Linked DNA regions of Homo sapiens: region 2 is linked to region 1. The links are chromatin contacts, found by Hi-C or POLR2A ChIA-PET in ENCODE. All regions are on one chromosome and are shown on one strand. Each heading gives the region's core, a stretch centred on a gene start or an enhancer-like site at or near the end of the contact. The rest is flanking DNA. Distances are from core to core; before and after follow the strand shown. Region 1 holds the start of OR4D11 (olfactory receptor family 4 subfamily D member 11). Region 2 holds the start of OSBP (oxysterol binding protein).

Region 1 (7,037 bases), core at 1,699-4,198:
GTTAAAAAAAAAAGAAAGCTAGACATTTTAACATGATGGATGTTTTGAACTCAATATACATTTTCATGTTTTCTACTCAACCAGTTTTTATCTAAAAATAAGGAGTATGGGTCATATAGGAAAAGGGTGTTACAGGCCAATGGGAAACAGAAGGCGTGTTAGGTAAAGCAATAAAGGTGATATTAATAATGACATTTATCTTTGGTTGCACATTTATTCTCTGCCAGGTATCATATATTTCATGTATACCATCTCATTTTGTCCTTTACAACAACCTCATGAGATGGATATTATAACGAGAATCTTTGCGTAGGTGAACTATGACCTTTGGAGAGAGAGGTGAAATAACTTGCTCAAGATCGCACAGCTGGTGGATGGCAGAGATAGGATTCATACCTGGGTCTGTATGACTCTGAAATTAGAGCTTTCATCCACCATGCTTTACTGCTCTCCCAGATAATAACACTAGCCTATACTGCCTCTTCACAAACACTAGAAGTTTGAAAAAATAGACCGGGTAGAGTTTTTTCTTCTTAAACTCTCCCATTCTCTCTTTCCAGTGAAAAGAAATGTGAATTCTCAATGGTGAGGCCAAGGCAAAACTGACCCTTGTAAGGCTGCAACTGGAAAATCGGTCCTTTGATGGTAGAGATAAATTGCTTCATGTGTGTGGTTTCTGAAGTTTTGCCTTTATCCAAACTCATCATGAGAATGTGTGGCATGTCTAGTTCTGCATTAAGATATATACCTTTAGGCCATGATGAGAAATCTTCCCAAGCCTCATCAATCTTGATAGGAATCCAGGAGGATAACCATTATGTTCCTATGAAGTTCTCAGTAGCTCATGAGCCCACTTTAGTTTAATTCAGCAGAGGCCAATTTCTCAATCTGCAATAGGCTATGCATACCCACATATATGTACTCCAGAGGCATTGATCATGAGATCCTTCTGGAACAGGATTATAGTTTGGTATAGACAGGTCCAACAATGTAATAAATTACATTCATGTGGTGGAAGAACAATGGGTTGAGCATCTGAAGATGTCTCTGTAATTAACTTAATATAAGACCTTGAACACATCACTTTATCTCTCTGGGCTTTTATTTCCTTATCTTCTGAAAAAAATGTTGGACTTAATCATCTTATCTGCCTGCCATATAGCTGTCTTGATTGACATAAGGTTACTTGGTCTTTGGAAAAGTAACAGTCAGTTCACTCCTATAACACTAGTTAGTTCATGCTGCACAGAAGCTTAGGTTATCAGTTATCTACTAACTGAAATAGGAAGACAAATTGTTCATAGTCAGTATAGTTGGTTTACTGACAATGTATCTGAGTATGTAAATGTGAATTCATGGGAAAAATAATATAAGGTGTCCTTGGTGATGAAGAGCTGAATTTGTTTTCTTTTCTTTTTTTTTTTTTTTGAGACAGAGTCTCACTGTGTTACCAGGTTGGAATGCAGTGGCGCGATCTCGGCTCACTGCAACCTCTGCCTCTTGGGTTCAAGTAATTCTCCTGCCTCAGCCTCCCGAGTAGCTGGGACCACAGGCGCCTGCCACCACGCCCAGCTAATTTTTTGTATTTTTAGTAGAGACGAGGTTTCACCGTGTTAACCAGGATGGTCTCGATCTCCTGACCTCGTGATCTGCCCGCCTCGGCCTCCCAAAAAAATTACAGGCATGAGCCACCGCGCCCGGCCTCTTTTTTTTTTTTTTTTTGAGATGGAGTCTTGCTGTGTTGCCAGGCTGGAATGCAGTGACGCAATCTTGGCTCACTGCAACCTCTGCCTCCTGGGTTCAAGTAATTCTCCTGCCTCAGCCTCCTGGTAGCTGGGACTACAGGTGCGCACCATCATGCCCAGCTAATTTTTGTATTTTTAGTAGAGACAGGGTTTCACCATGTTGGCCAGGATGGTCTCGATCTCTTGACCTCATGATCCACCCGCCTTGGCCTCCCAAAGTGCTGGGGTTACAGCTGTGAGCCACCGCGCCTGGCCTGGATTTGTTTTCTATTCCCTTTCAGAAGGCACGAGTCTTCTCTTCAGTCTTCTCATGGCTGACTTCATTTCCTGGTTCCTCAGAGTGTAGATCAAAGGGTTCAGCAGAGGGGAGATGACAGTGAAGGTGACAGAGATGGCCTTTTCTGTGGGGAGGGCAGTGAAGGGCCGGGCATAGACATAGATGCAGGGCACAAAATGCAGGGTCACCACAGTGATGTGGGAGGTGCAAGTGGAGATGGCTTTCCTCCTGCCCCCTCCTGCCTGAGACCTCAGCGTCATTAGGATGACTGTGTAGGACACAAGCAGGAAGATAAACCACAGGGTAGTGACCAGGCCATTGTTGGAAATCATCAAGAACTCAAGAGCAAAAGTGTCAGTGCAAGTGAGTTTGAGGACCTGGGGGACATCGCAGTAGAAAGTGTCAAGAACATTGGGTCCACAGAAAGGGAGAGGCAGCAACAGGGAGATCTGCACGATGGAGTGGACAAAGCCCCCCATCCAAGAGGCAGAGATGAGGGCAGTGCATTGCCCTCTACTCATGATGGTCACATAGTGCAGGGGCTTGGAGATGGCCATGTAGCAGTCAAACGCCATCACAGAGAGAGAAAAAATGTCTGCCCCACCAAGGAGGTGGAAGAGAAATATCTGTGTCATGCAGCTTGTATAGGATATGGTCTTTTTCTTTGACAGAAGGTCCAGCAAGACTTTAGGAGCAGTTGTGGAGGAGAAGCAGATGTCAAGGATGGCTAGATTGCGGAGCAGGAAGTACATGGGGGTGTGAAGGCGAGACTCACAGGTCACGGTGACCATGATGAGGAGGTTTCCCAGCAGAGTCGTCATGTACACAAGACATAAAAAAAGAAACAAGACCAAACTCTGGTCTTGGGATTGAGTAAGTCCCAGAAATATAAATTCTTTTACTCTGGTGACATTTCCCAACTCCATTGAATCATGTTTTCTCTTTCCTGAATATCTTGGAAAAAATAATGTTATTTCAGAAAGTGTTTACTCTCTCTTAACAGATTCAAGTATTAGGTCTGAAAACTTGTGAGATATTACAATTTCAAGTTTATTGCCAATGCATGTAAAATGACATCTTATTATACAATCATGCATACACTTATATAAATTACAATTTTAAAAAATGTATAAAAATAATGTTGCAGTTATTCAAGATACTTAGGACATTATTCAAGATAAACAGAGGGGGATATTAATTATTTAGAAAGAGACTATTGTGGCATGGGAAATATAAAAATGGGATTAGTTTGTTGTGAGAATAAGGCAGTGCTTACTTTGTGTGACTAGAACACCTTGAGTTTCACAGGGCTGAGGATTTTGTTGTTTTTTCCCAGACTGGATGCTCCATTTAAATGGTTCTAAGAACCCCTGTCTGCAAAGAGGCCCCCCACTGGATTGAATTGTATGGAAGCAGCACCCCTCTCTTCTTAAATCACAAACTTATTTCCATGAAAAATTAGAAAATGTTTAAGCCATAAAATTTGTTTCTATTGCTCTATTCTTCTTTAAGGGGACTGCTTTGTTTCTTTCTTTACTTTAATCTACTTTAGGTACTGAAACCCCGGGGTGGTGAATAGCTCCTTAGCAATGGAAATAAAAATATTACTCAGAGCTTCTCTTCTGTTGTTTCAATTTCTTTCTTAAAAAATAATTTTTGTTGAGCTATCATTGACATACCATAGACTGCACATATTTGAATTCACACTTCGATAATGTTTTTTTTTTTTTTTGAGACAGAGTCTTACTCTGTCGCCCAGGCTGGAGTGCAGTGGCGTGATCTCGGCTCACTGCAACCTCTGCCTCCCAGGTTCAAGTGATTCTCCCACCTCAGCCTCCTGAGTGGCTGGGATTAAAGGCGTGTGCCGCCACGCCTGGCTAATTTTTGTATTTTCAGTAAAGACAGGGTTTCACCATATTGGCCCAGCTGGTCTCGAAATCCTGACCTTGTGATCCACCCACCTCGGCCTCCCAAAGTGCTGGGATTACAGGCATGAGCCACTGCTCCCGGCTGATAAGTTTTGACATATATACCTGTGACACCATCTCTATAGTTAAGAGAGTGAATATATCTATCACCCAGAAAATGTCCTTGTGCCCCTTTGTAGCCTGTCCCCTTTACCCTTCCTTCTTCAGGCAACAACTGATCTGCTTTCTGTCATTATACATTAGTTTGTATTTTCTATAATATTCTATAAGTGAAATTCTACTATTTGTATTTTCTTCTTGTCTGCCTTCTTTCAACCATGAAATTCATCCGTTGTTTTGTGTGTACTGCTATTTTGTTCCTTTCTATTGTATGAATATACCACAGTTTGCTTATCCACTCACTTGTAGGTGAACATTTGGGTTATTTGTGGCTTCTGAATATTACTCATAAAGCTGCTATGAACATTCACATTTGGGTCTTTGTGTGGACATATGTTTTCAGTTCTCTTGGGTAAGTAGCTAGGAGTGGAATGGCTGTAACTCTTAACATTCAATAGTATGAGAACAAACAACCAATTAAGCAACAAGGACAAATTATTTTAACAAAATGAAGTCACTAAAAGAAGTTAAAAAAAAAGAAGAGAAAAAAGGACAAATTATTTGAACAGACACTTCAGCAAGAAGACACAGAGAGAGCAAATAAGCACATGAAAAGGCTCAACATCATTTATCACTGAGAAAATATAAATTGAAACCACGTTGTAATTTAAAAATAGTATACATTAGAGTCACTGGAATGAAAAAGATTGATATATCAAGAGTGGACAAAGATGTAGACCAATGGAACTCCAGTAGGAATGTAAAATGGTACAATCAATTTGAAAATATTTTGGCAGTTTTTTTTTTTTTTAGATGGAGTCTTGCTCTGTCACCCAGGCTGGAGTGCAGTGGCACAATCTTGGCTCACAGCAACCTCTGCCTCCCAGGTTCAAGCGATTCTCCCACCTCAGCCTCCTGAGTAGCTGGGATTACAGGCTCCCACCACCATGCCCAGCTAATTTTTGTATTTTTAATAGAGGCAGGGTTTCACCATGTTGGCCAGGCTGGTCTTGAAATCCTGACCTCAGGTAATCCATCCGCCTTGACCTCCCAAAGTGCTGGGATTACAGGCATGAGCCACCGCGCCTGGCTGGCAATTTTTTAAAAAACTGTTACACATACACTTACCTTATAACTGTGTTGCTTTTGAATTCCTTTCTTTCTTTCTTTCTTTTTTTTTTTGGTAAATCTTTGTAATGGGCCTTATTTTCTTTCTTCCTAGTTTATCTCCTTTTTCTTTCCATAATTAGAAACAAATGAAGGGCAAAAGTCCCTTTTTTCCCGTTCTTTGGGTGTGTTCTCCAATTTAAATGAAGATATTTCTTCTCACTTAGCTCGCTTTGTCTTCAAGTTTTCTTTCCTCTCTAGGCAATTTTGTCCAAAATCTATTTAATGGGTAAATCCGAAAACAAGCTGCCAAGAAGTATTCTACCTTCGAGGTAGATGCCTACTAGACTCTGGCACCACGCAGCCTGTTCAAATCCCAGCTGAGTACTTACTGGTTGTGCTAACATGAGCAAATTGCTTCATCCCTTGACCTCATTCTCTATATCAGTAATTTGGAGACAATAGCATCTCCTTCATTAGACTTTTGTGAGGGTTAAATAAGTTAATCTATGTAGAGCATCAGTACTTAGAGCGTTGCCTAATCTGTAATAAGTGTAATTATATGTGTGCTACCTTAAAGACAACTCCAGGTTAATAATTCCCACACACAGCTTCTTCAATAAATATATCTCCAATATATTTATGGACATTCTTTTAGAGGAGCTGCATGTTTCCCACACGTGTGTCCTCAACCACTTCATCAGAACATTTGCTGTTTTGAAGGAATTAGGAGATATTTGCCTTCCAGTGACCCAGAGAGTCGTGACAGTGTATGACAGTAAAAAGAGCACTTGCTTGGTTTGGCTTCTTCTCTGACATCTTATTAGCAGACCAGAGAAATTGTTCAGTGCAAGGGCTCTGGGATCAAGACTCATCTGGGTTCAAGTCCTGGCTTTGCCACTGTGTGATTTGGGCAAGTGCATAACCTCATTGAGCCTCTATTTTTTCATCTGTAGGATGGGGATAATAATAATACTCACCTCACAGGGAAGTTAAGAGGGTTGGAGAATTAACTTGTGTACTCTTCTCAGCATATGGGCTGGTTATCTGTCGTGATTAGTGCTATGCTGGGTAACCCTAACAGTGAAGCCTCATCAGTAAATGGAGTGTATTGAACTAAATGGTAGTTATCAATCCTGATTAGCTTAAAGAGAGAGGAAATGGTCACTAGGAACACCAACTCAGTATGGTTACTAGAGATGTGAAGAAAACCAATTTAGTTATTAAGCTCTTCAAAGGGACCCCCATGTAAACAGCACATTGTTTACACACACATGGGTGGAAGGTAAACCATATCCCAGACCCCAGGCCAGGACTATTGGTCTGAAAGAAATAGGTCTCATGTTCACAAACTGCCTTTGGTAATTTAAAGACAACATCCCCTAGCTTCTGCTCCACCCTTCTGCTACTTTTAATCTATCCAATTATTTAGCAAATATTGATGGAGTATGGGAAGAGTTCTAGGTTATTTGAGAGAAAGGAATATAATCTAAATACAGTGGGAAAAGCATTGAAATCTAATAGTTACATGGGAGTGATGGGGACAATTTAAGGACAGATGAAGAGCTGAGTGTGAAAAGAGGATGATTTCCAAATAAGAGGCTCAGTGAAGCTGTATGGAGGAAGTGGTGTTTACATTTGGGACATATAGGAACGGGGAGAAAGGACATTCTGGCCTTACAGGACTATTTAAATATATGAAAGTTGCTAATGAGTGGGAAGTTTGACTGGAAAGAAAGGGTGCAAACATGACAGCATGGAAAGACAGAGAAAAGAAAATCATTGCTATCATAAGGTTTCAGAAAACAATACCCTATAATGAAGGCCTCAGAAGTAGCCTCAGAAGTAAAAGTTTTTCTCTGACCTCCTCCTGCCTTCCTG
Region 2 (7,294 bases), core at 2,555-5,054, 110 kb before region 1:
GAGGAAATTCTGTGGAGGGAGTTCACTGGGCATTTAATGGAGGGAAAGCATACACAAAGGCATCAGTTTGAGAAAGTGTAGGGTGAATGTGGAAAAAAATGTGTGGATCAATTTAATTGGAACACAGAGTACACCAATACAAAAGAGAGAGGCCAGGTGTGAGCCTATATACTTACCACATAGATTTAACAATTAACATTTTGCCATATTTGCTTGATAGGTAGGTAGGGAGGGAGACAGACAGACAGATAGATGTGTGTGTATGCATTTCAAAGCCACCACTTGGTGGCTCACATCTGTCATCCCAGCACTTTGGGAGGCCAAGGCAGGCAGATCACCTGAGGTCAGGAGTTTGAGACCAGCCTGGCCAACATGGTGAAACCCTGTCTCTACTAAAAATATAAAAATTAGCTGGGTGTGGTGGTGCATGCCTGTAATCCCAGCTACTCCAGAGGCTGACACAGGACAATCACTTGAGATTGTGCCACTGTACTCCAGCCTAGGTGAGTGAGATTCTGTCTTAAAAAAAAAAAAGGACTGGAAAGGAGAGGTGACATCAGATTGTCATGGGTCTCATTTGCCAGGCCAAGAATTCTGTTCTGTATTCCGGAGGCAGTGTTAGGTAACAACAGTAGGTCAAACTAGCCTCTCAAAACCTTTTTTAAAATTATTATTCCAAATATACAATAAAAGTAGAAATAATAGTACAGTAAACACCTATATACTTACCACATAGATTTAACAATTAAGATTTTGCCATATTTGCTTGATAGGTAGGTAGGTAGGGAGGTAGACAGACAGACAGATGTGTATGTATGCATTTCAAAGTATTTATCTTTCCTTGGCTCTGTGTGTGTGTGTGTGTGTGTGTGTGTGTGTGTGTGTGTGTGAGAGAGAGATAGGGCCTCACTCTGTCAGGCTGGAGTGCAGTGGCACAATCACAGCTCACTGTAGCCTCGACCTCCTGGGCTCAATCAGTCCTCCCACCTCAGTCTCCCAAGTAGCTGGAACTACAGGCACAGGCCTCCATGCCCAGCTAATTTTTTTGTTTTGTTTTGTTTTGCTTTTGTTTTTAGTAGAGACAGGTTTATTTATGTTGCCCAGACTGGTCTCTTATCTTTCTTTTTTGCTGAACCATTTCAAAGAGAGTTACGGATATCATAACTCTTCACTCCTACGTTTCTCCAAGTTGTAAAGATGTTTTCCCCCATGTCCAGCATACCATTATTACAATGAACAAATGTAATAACTAACAACATCTGATACCAGTCCATTTTCAAATTTCCCCAATTGTCTCAAAAATGTCTAAAAGCCTGCTTTTTCAGAACCAGAATCCAATTAAGCATTTGATTGTATCTCTTTAAGTTTTTTTTCAAATTTAGAACAATCACCCCTGACCATTTTTATGACATTGATTTTCCTTGATCTTTATGTCTTATCTTCTATAAAATAGTTGTCTTATAGAATGCTTCACGTTCTTGATTTATCTGATTATCTCCTTGGGGTTATGGTTCAACTGGTTCCTCCAGCCCAGTAAACTGGAGTTTAGATCCAAAGCCTTGATTAGATTAACTTTCAGTATTTTGGCAAGAAAACACCATTAAGTGATGCTGTATACTTTATGCTGCAGCACACTGGGAACTTCATAAAAATGTTGGTTGTCCAAGGGTTACTGATACACATTGGATAACTGGGTTAAGGTGGGGACTGCCAGATCTCCCCATTGTAAAAGTATGTTTCTCCTTTGTGATGGCAAGTAACCTGTGAGATGTGTTTGGCAACACAACTCACATGTTTGTAGCTATCTACAGTTTATCAAACACATTCAAACGCACTTAATCACAACAGCATCCCTGTGAGGTTTTATTCCTGTTTAACATAAGTGAAAACTGAGACTTGGAGTGCTTAAATAATTTTCTCAAAGTAATAGACCCAGTAAGTAGCAAAAGCAGGACTCAAGCCTAAATGGATTAACTCTAGCTCAGTTAAAAAAAAAATTAATCCCAAATAGCCTACATCTAATAGCAGATTTTATTTTGCTCTACACATTCAGAGAAATTCACTAGTAATGAGCTATACAAATGATCCCTGATAGTAAAAATTGCAGATTTTTAAAGAGTATTCTCTCTCCAGAATTCAATAAATACTTCGCTTCTTTTGAAACGATTTTCTTAAAAAGGATACTTTAATTTATTGACACTGGGAAGCACATTGGCAAAGAAAGTCAATTTCTTTTACAGTATCTAATAGCTATTTCTATTGCCTGTTCAAACTAGCAAAATGTAACAGATGCTAGATTCCCTAAAGTACGGCGCTTTAGGTTACATTTGCAACAATAGCTTACATCTAAATGTTACATTAGTTACTGAATTTGTAATCTTCACAAATGTGTGAATAGTCAGTTGATCAAAAATAACGATTTCCTGCTACAAGAGAACGCATAGCAGAAAATGTTCCCAACACAAAGATAATGTTTGAGATGATGGATATCCCAATTACACTGATTTGATAATTATACATTGAATACATGTATCACAATATCAGATGTATCCCTGAAAATATGTACAACTATATCAGTTTAAAGATATAAAAAAAATTTTCTGTCCAAAGTTAAATATGTACAACTACGATATATCAGTTTAAAGATACAAAAAATAATAATTTTCTGTTCAAAGTTAAGCATATACATGGCACCTATGATGCTAAAACCAAGGGCCTTTAGGTCTGGAAGAGACACATAAAGTCAGGTCCTCGCGAATCTACTTCTGAAGGGGACAGAATCGGTATAGGCATATGACAGTCTAGAATCAAGACACAAGGGGTGTGGAGCGATAAAGAGCAAACAGGGAAGGGAACTAGGGGGACCATGGATCCAGGAAGGGGCTGGAAAAGCTACTTCTGGGCACCCCTGGAATCTGGGTATCCAGCTTCGAGTTAGAAGGGGGTCCTTCAAGAGAGCCTCAGGCGGGGGCTGACTGCCGAGAGTTACTCTGTCCTCCAGGTTCTTCCTAACAAGAAGCTACGAAGTTCTTATTCAGAAAAACGGAACACGACATCACACCCACGTGAAAAAAACGCTTTTAAGAGGCCAAGTCACTTTCACCTCCCACCAACTTGCCAAAGGCTGAAAGCAGGCGGACACGCCCCCAAGCGCTCTTCTCCGATTTCATTGGTTGCCCCGGCCTGCTCCTCATTAGGTCTCTCTCACTGGTCAGCAATGCCGCTTTCACAGCCAATTCTCAGAACCAATCATCTCCAACTATTGCCCCGCCTCTCCACCACGTGAGTGGCATAGGTGCCAACCAATAAAAAAAGAAAATAAGGATGTAAAGACGAGACTCCTTCCCTTTTTCCTCAACTCGTTCAGTAAATGGTAGAAAAGGTGGAGCAGCTGATACCAACCACCAATCCATGAGGGCGGAAAAGGATGATGAGAAGAGCGATGGGAGGGGGTGACGTGGCAGTGACAGGCGCATAAACTGAAATGAATGGCGGAAACAGCAGCCAATCGGCGATCAGATTGGCCGGGCATTCCGCATTCTCCCGTCCTCCCTGAGCGCTGGAAACTTCAGGAAAGCACCAATGAGCTTCCCCAAAAGTCTGATTGGCCTTTATCTGAACCAATCAAAGGTGGGTCTGGCGGACGCGTCCCACCCCAGGCTCTCACTGGGCGCTGTAGAATGACAGGCCCGAGAGAAATGCCAATATCCGCGGGGTCTTCCTCAAGTGACACTCAGCGGCACCAATCGACGTCCTTCTTCCCGGCGGCCGAGCCCTCCTCCCCGCGGCTGGCCGGGCGGGGCGGGGACGCTGCGCGGCGGTGGCTGATGCGGTAGCCGTGTGGGGCGCTCCGGGCGGCGACGGCGGCTCTCGTAGGCGGTTCCGGTCTTGTATCTCCAGGCGGCGGCGGCTCATGGCGGCGACGGAGCTGAGAGGAGTGGTGGGGCCAGGCCCGGCAGCCATTGCAGCACTTGGCGGCGGCGGCGCCGGTCCCCCAGTGGTGGGAGGAGGCGGCGGCCGCGGAGATGCGGGGCCAGGCTCCGGGGCCGCGTCAGGGACGGTGGTCGCGGCGGCGGCGGGAGGCCCGGGCCCGGGGGCCGGGGGAGTGGCGGCGGCTGGCCCGGCCCCTGCGCCGCCGACTGGGGGCTCGGGCGGCTCGGGCGCTGGGGGTTCGGGCTCGGCTCGAGAGGGCTGGCTCTTCAAATGGACCAATTATATCAAAGGCTACCAGCGGCGATGGTTCGTGCTGAGCAACGGGCTCCTGAGCTACTACAGGTAACTGCTTCCGGGGCGCTGTCGCTCACCTTGCCTCCCCCATATCTGCCAACAGTCCCAGCTCCGGCATTACCGCCAGCCGGCACCGCAGCCAGGGTTGCCCCAGGCCCCTTTTCGTCATCTGTGCGGATTGACAGCCCAGGGGTCGGAGCCCACTGTCACGAAAGTGAAAAGCCCCTGGACGTACACCTCCCCTCCCCTCGGGTTACCCACTCTTGGTGCCTTATCTTCCCTTCGCTCCCGGCCTTTCCAGTCATTAGTCGTTTGGAGAGCGTCTGTGCTTCCATTGTATTTCCACCAGCACATGGGTGCAATTATTAATTCTGCAAGCAAGGCACTGGTGTAGGTACTAAGGGAACACATGCAGCAGAACAAACCCGAGGCACTCCTCCCAAGGAACTTACAGTGGAAGTCCCAAGTTGTAGCTGTCAGTGCCCAGTCTCCAAAACTCAAGGTTATTCGTAGCTCTGGATGTACCCGTCCTTGCTCCCTTCACATTCAGACATAAGGGCATCACACACACAGGGTGGCTTCGGTATTCCGTCCCCTTTCTGCCTTATCTCTCCAAGACTTTGCATGTGCTTTGGCCTCTGGACAGCCCAGAATGGAGATGTGCACCCCAGTGCTGCTTTTATTTTTGCTTGCCCCACCTCCTCCCGTGGAAATGATTAAGTGTTTTATCTGGCATTTCTGTGATTTTTTGGTTAGTTAGGATTAACTTTTATTAAAAGAAGAATCCATGTCTTTGGTGTGATTACTTCTGTTCAACAAGGTTTATTTTGGACTGTTTAATATATATTTATGGTGACTCATAACCTGGCCATCACATGGCACGCTTTTGGGCTAAAAAGGATAGAGGAGTTAAGATAGGTGATTTGGGGACAGGGCGTAAACATTTCCTGAGGGCTGGACAATGTGTCTAGGTGTTTTATATACAGTATTTCATTATAGTATTTTGTTGACTCCCAACAACAACCCTAGGAGTTGGGAAATATTCCCATCTTACTGATGAGGAAAACAGACTTAGCATGGGCAACTTTCCCAAGGTTTTTGAGCAGCTGGGATTTGAAACTACTTCTGTTCACACTAATCTAACCTAAAACTCAGGTTAGTGTGAAATGAATCGGTCAGTTACAGAGATAATTGCTTATCAATAGCAAGTAATTTTATGGATCATGCTTACTATGTGTATTTTATGCAAAAAGTATAAAAGTCTCCTTTAAGGGATATTTTGCTTAATGACATTCCAATTGAAATATTTTTTTCCAGAGACCATCCTCTTTGAGACCCAAAACACTGATGTTGAAGAGCAGCTCACTCTATATTTCTTTTCCTTCACCAGGAATCATTCTGCTACCCAGAGAGTTAGGCTGAACAAGTCTCTTTTCCATCAACTCCACTGTATTGGCTCTTAGAGAATTTTGAGGAGAAATTGAAGGTGGGAGTTGGAGGTTGTTGGCAGGAACACATTTTTACCTGTCCTCTTACAGGGCAAAATGCCTTAGATAGCTCATCCTCACTGCTTAATCAACAGTTGTGAATAATTGTATATTTCATTTGCATTACTGTATTCAGAATTGATTTTAATTATGACCCTTTCGAACTACTTATCCAGGACCATCCATTTAAACTTAGATTACAAATCTAAAATTTTAATTTCCCCAGATTTTTCTCTCATTCAAGTTCATGTTTTCCTGTTATTATTGACCATCATTTTAATGTTTAATTGATTTATATCCTGACTTGTGTCGCAAGTCAATATTAATACTGTTTTTGCATTTTCAAAAATTGTATATCACCTCAGGGCCTTCGTATGTGGTCATTTCTCATCCAAGTTCTTACCGGATCCACTTTCCAGGCCAGTTGATTCTTTGATCAGTACTAGTGTTGATCAATAGTGATCTTAGACACTAATAACTTACATGTTGCTGTCTCTTTAAGTATTTGTTACCACTTTTAACTTCTCCCTTACAAGAGCTAGTGGTACCTGTCTGACTACATATAAAACTCCTTCCAAAACATACCAAACCACATATTGGGAAATATGCCATAGGCCTGCCCTAGTCAACTTAGGTGGTCCCACCCATAAACAAACCAGCGGGATCCAGAGTTATCAATCTGTGCACTACCCTCAAAATTGCACTGAAATACCTCCTATCAAGTATACTGGCAGTTTATTTTTTCCTGCAGGATTCTTCTGGTCCTCATCTTCCTCCAAGAATTATTTAGACAAGTTGTCATTCCTCCTGCTTTTCATACCTCCAAAACCTGCAGTTTCTTATATATGCTGTTTCCAAAATACTGTTTTCCTTTTAAGTGGGATTGTGTACTTCCTAGACCCATCCTCGGATGAGCTGTCCTAATAGGCCTTGGCAAACCACTTCCTTTACCTATCCTGGGCTTCCTTACGTACCCAGTTACTTAGATGTCCCATTACTTAAAACCTTATATGGAATCCCAACTCTCCCAGAAACATTGTGACAGGCCATAGTATTAGTTCTCCTGGCTAGCTTCTAGAGATTGAATTACTATTTCAGCTAGCCTTTTCAGGGAAGAACTTTCTGGCCAGAAAATACCACCTAATATTGTAGTGCCTGAAGAACCTATCTTGTACCCTGAGATTCATGTCTTTCCAGCTTCTGCACTAATCATTTATAATCATAAGTGTATCTGCCCAGACTCAAGAGCTCCGAGATCAAGTCTGCCTTACTCCCAGAGTTCCTTGGTATTTTTTAAACTGCTACAGACTTTTTGTAATTTGAGAAACTTCTTTAGTTTACAATGATGACCCAGGCAGAAGAGATTCCTACAATGATGACCCAGGCAGAAGAGATTCCTAAGAAGTGGTTTCCAAAAAGCTCCAATAAGGAGGAATGTGGAGGAAGGTCCAAGTAGTATACTTGGAGTAGAAAACATGAGCGAGCTGGCCTGTCAGCTGTGCATCTGTAATTCAGCCTGCATTATTCATAATGTAACTGAAGCTTGGGGGTGGGGAGGTAAGAATAGAAAAAACGGATTC

Evidence for each region. Hi-C counts contacts between places; a loop is a spot of excess contacts on that map. ChIA-PET counts read pairs that join two places held with the same protein, here RNA polymerase II (POLR2A). Pooled maps may share reads with other maps.
Region 2: a loop to region 1 is called in a pooled map, with 3 times the contacts of the local background. The contact joins the promoter of OSBP here to the promoter of OR4D11 in region 1. A Hi-C loop is called at or near these places in 5 of 50 pooled maps. POLR2A ChIA-PET finds 5 or more read pairs at or near these places in 4 of 52 experiments (GM10248, OCI-LY7, Panc1 and 1 more).

What each region holds. Positions count from the first base shown.
Region 1 is chr11:59,499,487-59,506,523 of GRCh38, reverse strand. OR4D11 (olfactory receptor family 4 subfamily D member 11) reads right to left here and starts at 2,948. Exons shown (of 1, transcript NM_001004706.1): 1 at 2,013-2,948. The coding sequence starts at 2,948. The coding sequence ends at 2,013.
Region 2 is chr11:59,612,284-59,619,577 of GRCh38, reverse strand. OSBP (oxysterol binding protein) reads left to right here and starts at 3,804. Exons shown (of 14, transcript NM_002556.3): 1 at 3,804-4,275. The coding sequence starts at 3,914. It overlaps LOC101927226 (a long non-coding RNA gene), which reads right to left and starts at 3,624. Exons shown (of 3, transcript XR_001748237.2): 1 at 3,403-3,624. RefSeq lists an enhancer at 3,342-3,431 and silencers at 3,632-3,931, 3,952-4,171.